2 separate regions of the Homo sapiens genome follow, and region 2 is linked to region 1. A link is an interaction called in ENCODE POLR2A ChIA-PET data of the cell type or tissue named here. Cell type or tissue: HepG2. All regions are shown on one strand. Each heading gives the region's core, and the rest is flanking DNA. Links, peaks and the distances in the headings are about the cores only. Region 1 overlaps NIFK-AS1 (NIFK antisense RNA 1). Region 2 overlaps LOC105373590 (a long non-coding RNA gene).

Evidence for each region. Peaks named below come from ENCODE experiments on the same cell type or tissue, not always from the same donor. Only the 100,000 strongest peaks of a DNase experiment are listed, where the experiment ranks them.
Region 2: POLR2A ChIA-PET joins it to region 1 with 5 read pairs; 4 of 35 experiments call an interaction of 5 or more read pairs at or near these places.

What each region holds. Positions count from the first base shown.
Region 1 is chr2:121,705,139-121,710,516 of GRCh38, forward strand. NIFK-AS1 (NIFK antisense RNA 1) reads left to right here. Exons shown (of 4, transcript NR_037857.1): 3 at 630-769. It also overlaps the pseudogene LOC124906186 and the pseudogene NPM1P32. Among named protein-coding and RNA genes, the nearest start is that of NIFK, 29 kb to the right of the region's middle. In HepG2, for the core only: no CTCF peak of the experiment used is centred there; DNase peaks (open chromatin) are centred at 1,023, 2,523 and 2,853; H3K4me3 peaks cover 1,557 bases; H3K27me3 peaks cover 684 bases.
Region 2 is chr2:121,775,947-121,781,324 of GRCh38, forward strand. It overlaps LOC105373590 (a long non-coding RNA gene), which reads right to left. Exons shown (of 3, transcript XR_923272.2): 2 at 2,844-2,920; 3 at 1,765-1,851. Among named protein-coding and RNA genes, the nearest start is that of LINC01823, 12 kb to the right of the region's middle. RefSeq lists enhancers at 1-658, 659-1,633. In HepG2, for the core only: no CTCF peak of the experiment used is centred there; DNase peaks (open chromatin) are centred at 1,835 and 3,375.

The DNA.
Region 1 (5,378 bases), core at 316-5,315:
ATAAATAAATAAATAAATAAAGTAAATAAAGCCATATAATAGTGAAAAACCCACCATCTGAAAAAAGACTAAAGAAGTGATAGAGAATTGCACAGCGTGGAGGCTTAAGACGGCCCTCTGGAGGAATCAACTTCCATCCAACAGGGGCTGTGTTTGGTGCAGGAGAGGTAGCCTGGAGGATTGTTCTGAGGCTGTGGTTCTTAAACTTTGGTTGCCATCAGGACAGCTTGGGAACTTGGGAAAAAACAAAGGCCCAGGCCCTATCCTGCTGCCATGAGCCTGGGCCTCTGTGTTCTTGTCAGGCTCTTTCTTAGGCCGTGACCATATTGGACTTCCCTGGTTTCCTCTAAGTCACACTGCCAGTTCCTCCCCAGAGCTTTGTGTGCGTTCTTTCCCTTCCTGGAAGGCTTGGGCCCTTTCCTGCCGCTGGGGTTGGGTTAAGTCCCCTTATCATGTGCTCCTGGCTTAGTGCGCCTGCTTTCCATAGCACACAACTTATAATCACTTGTTTGGCATCTGCCTTCCTCATGGGATAGTAAGCTCCATAAGGACAGGGCCCAGGTCACCAATGTGTGGAACGGTGCCTGACACACTGTTCGTTTATCTGTTCTTTGACCACGGTCCTGAAGAAATGCCCAGGAGGATTGACGAGATTGAGGTCAAGATCGTGGCCCAGTGTGTGGCGCTCCAAGCCAGCTCTTCCCCTTTCAAAACCAGAAAAGCCGCATGTTTAGATCGCTCTAGGAGATTCATCTCCATTACGATACAGGTGGGTAATGAGTTTCCCTCATAAACTTTTTTTTTCTTTTCTTTTTTATTTAATTTTCACATCAGATATGTAATGTGCCAAGGTAGTAACAAGGTTTGAGGGAGGCACATCTCACACGAATGTGAAAACTCAAAAGATCTAAACTAAGTTTTGAAACAAATCCACAAGTGGGTTTTTCCTCCACAGGGTAAGATTTTCTCCACATGTTTTGACTTGGGTGCATGGGCGTTGCCTTCCCTGCCTGTGGCCTTCAAAAGACCATGGGTGCGAAGTCCAAGCTTTGACTCTTCTGCCTATGATTCTCTGTCAAATGAGAGGCCAAAATTAAAACCACAATGAGGTATCACTAAACACCCACTAGAGTGGCTAAAATTGAAAATTCTGACTATACAAAATATTGGCAAGGATGTAGAGCGACTGGGACTCCCATACATTGCTGTTGGAAATAGTTTGGCAGGTTCCTATAAAGTTAGAATAAATTTATCATATAACCCAGAGATCCAACTTGTACGTATTTATCCAAGAGAAATAAAAACATATGTTCATTCAAAGCCTTGTATATGAATATTTATAAGTGCTTTATTAATGATAGCATAAAACTGGAAGCAATTAAAATGTCTATCAGCTGGTGAATGGACAAACTGTGCTTCATTCACCTAGCAATAAAAAGAACTACTGATGCATGGATGATGGTCTGTGAAACAGAGAAAAATGAGTCTATGCTGTATGATTCCATTCATATGAAATTATAGAAAAGTTTAGCCAGGCGTGATGGCAGGCGCCTGTAGTCCCAGCTCCTTGGGAGGCTGAGGCAGGAGAATCACTTGAACCCTGGAAGGGGGAAGTTGCAGTGAGCTGAGATTGTGCCACTGCACTCCAGTCTGGGTGGCAGAGTGAGACTCCGTCTCAAAAAAAAAAAAAAAAAAAAGAAATCATAGAAAAGACAAACTATAGGGTCAGAAATGAGATCAGTGGTAGCCTGGAACCAGGGGTTGTGGGAGGAGATTGGCCGCAAAGGAGCATGAGGGAACTTTGGAGTGATGGAATTATTCTGCATTTTGATTGTGGGGCTGGTTGCACAGGTGTATGTATTTGTCAAAATTCATTCAACATCTGGTCATGGTGGGCTCACACCTGTAATCCCAGTGCTTTGAGAGGCCAAGGCGGGCAGATCACCTAGGTCAGGAGTTTGAGACCAGCCTGGCCAATGTGGTGAAACCCCGTCTCTACTAAAAGTACAAAAGTTAGCCGGGCATGGTGGCATATGCCTGTAGTCCCAGCTATTCGGGAGGCTGAGGCAGAATTGCTCAAACTGGGGAGGCAGAGGTTGCAGTGAGCTGAGATCACACCATTGCACTCCAGCCTGGCGACAGAGCGAGACTTCGTCTCAAAAACAAACAAAAAGTTTGTTTTGTTTTTAAGGCCTACTTCAATGCAAGCAGAACAAATTTTTAATCTCCGAAAACATGGCTTTTGAAAGGAAACAATAAAAACTCTGCCACTGGGCTAGTGTTACCTGCTTAAAGGATCTGGTGGCTGAATGAAGGTCATTATATCATCAGAGAAAGCCCTCACTTCCTGACACAGTAGCATCTGTGAGGAACAATTAATTGCAACCCTATACCCCCCGCACAAGTGATTTTTATGGTCTCACAACCCCAGGTTGTTAAAATGAGAGGTCAACATCCCTGCTGGTTCGTGGGAAATTCTTCATGGACACATACCTGCCTGGTGATGTGTTGGTCATTTTTCCATTTAGCAGGCAGCTGTGGGTAACGTTTAACCAGGAAAAGAGAGGCTAAATTATGCAAGACATTTACAACGTAAAGAGGGGAGAAACTTCCGTCTGGTCACACTGGGGGTGGCAAGAGTACATATGGACTTCCTCGCGTTTTACCAGCAAAACAGGTGCCAAACATCCCCCGTGGGCTTCTGAGAGCCCCTGCTCTCAGCTTGCTGAGACTTTTGGAAACTGTTTGAAGGCTTCCAAACACCTGCTAACAGGAAGACAAAAGAGTGAGGTTTCTATTTTATGACTTCATCAGGATGATAGGAATGTTCTTGAGTCCATTGCAGCACCTTGCTCTGACCACACCAGCAGGGCGGGAGCAGGGGTGGCGCTGGCAGCAGGCCTCTTCCCACCACTGCTCTTGAGCTCATCTCTGATGGTATCATTCCCAGCTATTTGTTATAAGTTTTTCCTCTTAAACCTACAATTGTTTCAAATCTGCCAGTTTATCTTTTTTTTTCTGTTTTCTTTCCTTTTTTTTTTTTTGATTCATTCAAATATTTATTAAGCAGCTAAGGAGATACAAAGGCGACTTAAAACATTGTCAGAGGTGAGGCAAATGCACAAGTAATAGAAAGGAAAGGGCAAGGTTCACTGAATCACAGCAGCCGGAAGAAAGTGCTTTAGGGAACCAAGCGTGAGATTATTTCCAGCCTGAAGAGGCATGGGTGGCAAATCAGAAAAGGGGATTGAAATTAAAATAGAAGACTTCAGTCTGGATTGTTGATGACACTCAGTATGGACTATATTTGTCTCTCCTTTTCCTTTCTCCCCATCTTTGGGCTTAATTTACCAGCAGTGCCCAGGACTGTTCAATGCGCTTTTTCTATACTTGCTTGCATTTTCGCTTTAATGTCTTCTATGGAACTAGGTCCTTTCGGTGTTTTAGAAGTTTTTTCCTGTTTTTTTGAAGGAGTCTTGTCCTTTTGATCTTGGTGTTGACGGTTTTGAGTCTTTTCCATTCTGATTTGACTTTTGTGCATTTTTGGCTGGAGTATCTCGTATGGATTTCTTCACCGGCGCTTTTTCTTCAGCTTCCCCATCATCAAAATCCTCATCATCATCATCTTCATCTTCATCAGCAGCAACTTTTACTTTTTTCTGTGGAATCTTGCTACCACCTCCACGGGCCGACCGCTTTCCAGATACACTTAAGAGTTTCACATCCTCCTCCTCTTCATCTTCTGACTCTGCATCTTCCTCCACAGCTACTAAGTGCTGTCCACTAATATGCACTGGCCCTGAACCACACTTCAACCGTAAGACCACTGGTGGTGTGATTTCAAAGCCTCCAAGGGAATCCTTTGGCTGTACAGACATTTTCAAAGTTGCCAGTGTTACTTTAATTGGACTGCCTTTGTAATTCATTGCCTCTACTTCAACAATGTGCAATTCATCCTTTGTACCAGCCCCTAAACAGGGAGAATAGCCGCGCAGGACGGAATCACACCAGGTTTTTTTTTGTTGTTTTTTTTTTGAGATAGTGTTTTGCTCTTGTTGCCCAGGCTGGAGTGTAATGGCACGACCTCGGCTCACTGCAACCTGTGCCTCCCAGATTCAAACAATTCTCCTGCCTCAGCCTCCTGAGTAGCTGGGATTACAGGCATGCACCACCACGCCGAGCTAATTTTGTATTTTTAGTAGAGACAGGGTTTCGCCATGTTGGTCAGGCTAGTCTTGAACTCCCGACCTCAGGTAATCCACCCACCTCAGCCTCCCAAAGTGCTGGGATTACAGGAGTGAGCCACCATGCCCAGCCTCCTTTCTTTTTTTTTTTTTTTTTTAAGACAGAGTCTCGCTATATTGCCCAGACTGGTCTCAAACTCCTGGACTCAAGCAGTACTCCCACATCCCAGATAGTTGGGACTACAGGTGTGTGCCACTATGCCCAGCAAATCAGCCAATTAATAATAATAAAAGAAAAATCTGTTGCCTGTATTGGGAAGTTTTTGCTTGCCTGTGACAGAAATCTAACTCAAACTGGTTTTGGGGTGAAAAAGAAAATGATTAGCACACCTTACTGAAAAGTCTAAGGAATGTCATGCATGGCTAGATTGAGGGACTCAGACAAGGGCCTCAAGAAACCATCTCCTTCCATCTCTTGGTTTGGCTTTTTTTGGGGCTGGCTTTATTCTTGGGCTAGGGCTCCCTGTGGTGATGAAAGGGCCGCCAGCTGCTCCTCCGAGTTTGGAGACACTGTGGGAAGTGTGCCTATCCCAATAGTTCTAGCAAGAGTCCTAGGGAGGACTCTCATTTGCCCAAACTTTATAACATGTCTGTCCCTGCGGCCTGGGCCTTGTTGCACTGGCAGGACCTCTTGCTGGGGTCACTCACATAGGTTGATTTGAAAGGGAGACTCGCATGGGTTGACTAGAGTGGGGAGAGGTGGTGAATTCAAAGAAAATTGGGAGGCGAACGTTCAAGGCCAACGAGGCTGGGAACCAGAAACAGCAGACGTCTGCCACAGTCCTCCTGTGTTTCTTAGGCATTTCCTAGCATGGTGTGCTGAATCTTAGGTCTTCCCTAACCCCCACAGTGGCATCAGATAATTTCCTTCTTTCCAATGAATGAACTCATTGGGCACTTCTCTCACGCCCACATCTGAACTATTCACTCCCTTGGCACTTCCTGGGTACCTGTTCTGTGCAGTTGATTGCCAAGTGTGGGGGAGCAGGTGGGGGTGGGCACAAGGTTGAACGGGACACAGTCTGAGGGAGACAGACAGTAAACAATTACAGTGGGATCTGTCCCTCTGGGTCTTCGAGTTTGTGCCCACCTTCCTGTGTTCCCAGTTTTTGTACCTCGGAAATGCTCTCTGAT
Region 2 (5,378 bases), core at 304-5,303, 71 kb after region 1:
TTGTTCTTTAGCCTTGAATTCTGGTCACCACTTGACAGTGTCAAGGGTTCAAAACTGATCTGCTGCTGCTGTGGAAAACACTTTTAAAAAGTTAATTTTTTTTTCTTTTTTGAGACAGAGTCTCGCTTTGTCACCCAGGCCGGAGTGCAGCGGCGCGATCTCGGCTCACTGCAAGCTCCGCCTCCCGGGGTCACGCCATTCTCCTGCCTCAGCCTCCCGAGTAGCTGGGACTACAGGTGCCCACCACCAAGCCTGGCTAATTTTTTGTATTTTTAGTAGAGACGGGGTTTTGCCATGTTGGCCAGGCTGGTCTTGAACTCCTGACCTCAGGTGATTCACCCACCTTGGCTTCCCAAAGTGCTGGGATTACAGGCGTGAGCCACTGTGCCTGCCCTTGCAACTGAAATTCTGTACCCATTAAATAATAACTCCCTTTTACCCCTCTTCCTAGCTCTAGCAACCTTCATTGTACTTTCCATCTCTATGAATTAGACAATTCTGGCTACTACATGTCAGTAGAACCACACAGTATTTATCCTTTTGTGACTGGACTGGCTTATTTCATTAGCATAATGGCTTCCAGGCTTAGCCATATTGTAACACGTGTCAGAATGTTCTTCCTCTTCAGAGCTGAGTAACATTTCATTGTGTGTGTAGACCACATATTGTTTGTCTATGACCTGCCAGTGGGTACTTGGGTTGCTCTGCCTTTTGGTTTTGGCTATGGCGAATCAGACTGCACTTTTAAGACAATGTGTCGTAGGTATGATTTTTATGGGCCATGAACTTAGGTATGCAAAAAAGTAAATTTCTCTATAACAGACCTAATTTCTGTCTTGAACATGTCTTCTCTCTTATAGTATAAACAATTCCAGTGTATTTTTCCTCAGTGACGTATTGGTGTCCTCAGTGATTTTGGATGAGAATTCAGTTTGGGATTTTTTTTCCTTCTGACCACATCCCTTTGATGGATCTCAGTTCCGTGCCATGGCAGTGTGTGTGTGTGTGTGTGTGTGAGAGAGAGAGAGAGTGTGTGTGTGTGTGAGAGAGAGAGAGTATGTGTGTGTGTGTGTGAGAGAGAGTATGTGTGTGTGTGTGTGAGAGAGAGAGGGAGAGAGGGAGTGTGTGTGTGTGTGAGAGAGTATGTGTGTGTGAGAGAGAGAGGGAGAGGGAGAGAGAGTGTGTGTGTGTGTGATTGTGTGTGCACGTGTGTGTGGCTGGTCTGCAGTCATACTCTGCCTTAGGCTGACAGCTTCGGAGGTGCAAATGTGTGTTTCCCTCATTCTACTTTGGCATCCATCATGAAGCCCGCCTTTCCTGGGCCTCGGACCATATGGCCCATGTTTGTCTTTGCTGCGGCTTTCCCTTCTCTTGACTGCAGGACCAGCTCTTCTCCACTGGTTGACTTTTACACCCCACTGGGAGACGTGGGGAAATTTGGCTTACACATTACATGGGGCCAAGGGAGTCTTGTGGGGTTGCCCCAGCATGTTGGTTGCCATTCTATAGAACTGTTCCATGCCTTAACAGTACAAGAAAGTACTGCAAGGCTGTCACCTCCTGGGAGTCTCGACAAGGGGCGGGGTGAAAGTCCCCTCTCCTCTGTCAGATCGGAATGTGTTGAGGGGTTCTGTCATCCTCTTATCTTGGAGATCACCTTCGGGGACTGGTTAGGAGCCGAGATTCTCATGAATTTCTCACTCTGAATAGTCTTCCAACTCTTTTTCTATCCTTAGAATGTTTTAATCTCCTTTCTCTAGTGGGGGAAAAACTGGCTAGAGAAGCATTTCTCTAAGCCCCATGTTTATATAGGCATACCTCTGAGATAATTTTGGGCTCAGTTCCAGACAACTACAATAAAGCAAATATCAGAATACAATGAGTCACATGAATTTCTTGGTTTCCCAGTGCATATAAAAGGTATGTTTAGGGCTGGGTGCAATGGCTCACACCTGTAATCCCAGCACTTGGGAGGCTGAGGTGGGAGGATTGCCGGAGACCAGAACTTTGAGACCAGCCTGGGCAACATAGCAAGACCCTGTCTTTACAAAAAAATGAAAAAATTAGCTGGGCATGGTGGCACACATTTATAGTCCTAGCTGTTAGTCCAAATTTCACCATTTTGTAAGCTCCCTGCTATTTTACAGACTTTGGTTAAAGCAAAACATTTTACAGGGGTTTGGGCCATGAGAAACATTCTGCCTAACCACCTGACCACAAGGCGGACAAAGGCCGTATTAAAGAAACATCCCTATCATATCTTGGTGGGCAAAGATCCAAGGAACATCACGATGACAGCCCACCGGAACAAGGGCCAGAACCACCTCATCACGGGAACATCTTTTCAATATCCTGCCAGGCAGCAAGCCACGCTGCTCAGACCCCTCCCGCCCATAGCTATAAGTACCCCCAGCATATAAGCAGTTGTGGGCACTGGCATTAGGATGGTTCCCCACTTCTGTAGGTTTTATGCTGGACATAAGCCTGCATTTGCTGTCGAGCTGCCCTCTCTGTGTGGGTGTCCCTTACCTTCCCTGCAAAACCTAACACTAGCTCCTTGGGAGACTGAGGCTGGAGGATCGTTTGAGCCCAGGAATTTGAGGTTATAGTGAGCTCTGACTGTGCCACTGCACTCCAGCTTAGGAGAAAGAGTGAGACCCTGTCGCTAAAGAACAAAGCAAAGCAAAACTCAATATCTACAAAGCGCCATAAAATGAAGTATGCCTGTACCAAGAGCTCGGAAGCTGAACTCCAGGAAGAGACGTTGAATTCTCAGCTTTGCTGTGAATTGTGGTTCCTGAGCCCCAGGGGCTGTGCTAGACATAGCCTTCAGGTTTACTTACCTGTTTTCTCCATTCTGCTCTGTCTCCTTAGAGGATGACATCAAAGGGCTGAACTAGTTTCCAGCTTCTGGATGTATCTGGCCAATGAGAAGGGAGGAAAGTAAGACTGGGATGACTTTGTCTGTTAACCCAGGATCATAGCTCCTGCCTGGGGACTTTGTCCTCACAGTTCTCTTCCTCTGTTCAGCTTCTTATAACCACACCCTTCTCTCAGCCAGGGTGACAACAGCACTGCCCTATTATTAGGTAAGGGGCACGACATTAGCCCTCATGTTTTCTTCAAACACTATCCATCCCTTTATAGATTATCCTTTTATTAAACTCTCCTCAAATTACCCAGTTTGAATGTGCCACTGATTTCCTTTTGGGGTTCTGACCGATAATAATGCACGTTCATTGACAACCACACCACCACCCATTGACTATCCAATGTGAGAGGAGGCCCCGAAGCAAAACCAGTAAGAGGAATGCATTCCGATAAGCTAACAGATGTTTACTGCATGAACCAGGTGCAGCTGCTCTTCCATCGTTATTGGCATGCTCTACTATGAGTCCGTAGGTCAGGTGCTGGGGAATGGATGGTATGTGTTCCCTGGGGGATGGGGTGGGAGGAGGTGGTTGGCTTATCTCTAGTGTTTTTACAAAAATCCTTTCTCCCTACAAATTTTAAAGGCTATGGAAGTTCATTAGTAAGTTGAAAAAAAAAAGGAACCCATGAGAAATTTAAAAAAATACTTACTTGTACCACCCAGAGGAAACTACTATTAAAATTTTGGTTTACAGTCTTCCATTTTTTTTTCTATTTCACTATAAAGAGTAATATTGATATTCGATACAAAATTTCTAGTTTTTCATTATGACAAATAATAGTGTGATAAACATCTTGGTATGCAGTCATTGATTGCATTTCTGAGGTTATTTCCTTTTGAAGATTTCTAGAACTCATATATTTCCTTTTTTTTTTTTTTTTTTTTGAGATGGAGTCTGGCTCTGTCACCCAGGCTGGAGTACAGTGGCATGATCTTGGCTCACTGCAACCTCTGCCTCCCAGGTTCAAGTGATTCTCCTGCCTCAGCCTCCCAAGTAGCTGGGATTACAGGGATGCACCAACATGCTTGGCTAATTTTTGTATTTTTAATGGAGACAGGGTTTTGCTACATTGGCCAGGCTGGTCTTGAACTCCTGACCTCAGGTGATCCACCCACGTCAGCTTCCCAAAGTGCTGGGATTACAGGTGTGAGCCACTGTGGCTGGCCGAACTCATATATTTGAATTAAGGGTGTCTTAGTCAGCTTGGGGTGCCATAACAAAATACCATAGACTAGGTGACTTAAACAATAGAAATTTATTTCTCACAGTTTTGGAGGCTGGAAAGTCCAAGATCAAGGTTCTGACTGATTTGGTTTCCGGTAAGGGCTCACTCCCTGGCTTGCAGATGGCTGCCTTCTCACTGTGTCTTCACATGACACAGATAGGGCTCTGATATCTCTTCCTCTTCTATAAGGGCACCATCTCTATCCGATTGAGACCCCACACTTATGACCTCATTTAACTGTCATAACCTCCTCATAGGCCCAATCTCCAAATACAGTCACATTGGTGGTTAGGGCTTCAACATAGAAATGTTAGAGGGTCATGATTCTGTCCCTAACAAAGGATATAAATATTTTAAAGACTAGATACATAATTTCAAATTGCTTTCCAGAAAAGCCATCCCAGTTTATGCTACCACCAGCTATATGTAAAAGTGGCTGTCTCGAAAACCAAACACCACATGTTCTCACTCATAAGTGGGAATTGAACAATGAGAACACTTGGACACAGGGTGGGGAACATCACACACTGGGGCCTGTCGTGGTGTGGGGGAGGGGGGAAGGATAGCATTAGGAGATATACCTAACGTAGATGACGAGTTAATGGGTGCAGCACACCAACACGGCACGTGTATACATATATAACAAACCTGCACTTTGTGCACATGTACTCTAGAACTTAAAGTATAATTTAAAAAAAGAAAAAAAAGTGGCTGTCTCACCACGCTGCCACTAGCATAGCTTATTATGAGTTAGAAAATTTGTTTACTTTTACCAATGTATCTTTTTACTATTTTATTGTTTATTCTTTCCTTAATACCAATATCTCAAAATACTCACTATAACCTGGGTGTGGTGGCTTACGCCTGTAATCCCAGCACTTTGCTAGGCTGATGTGGAAGGATTACTTGAACCCAGCAGCTGAGACCAGCCCGGACAACATAGCAAGATGCTGTCACTACAAAAAGTTAAAAAATTAGCTAAGCATGGTGGCGTGCACCTGTAGATCCAGCTACTCAAGAAGCTGAGTTGGGATTGCTTGAGATCGAGAGGTCGAGGCTGCAGAGAGCTATGATGGTGTACTGCGCTCCAGCCTGGGTGACAGTGAGATCATCTCTTGCTCTCAAAAAAAGAAAATTTACTACTAATATTTTTGTGGTTCTAAATTTTCCAAAAACTAGAATTATAGTCTACATTCTGCTTGTAATTTGCATCTTTTAAA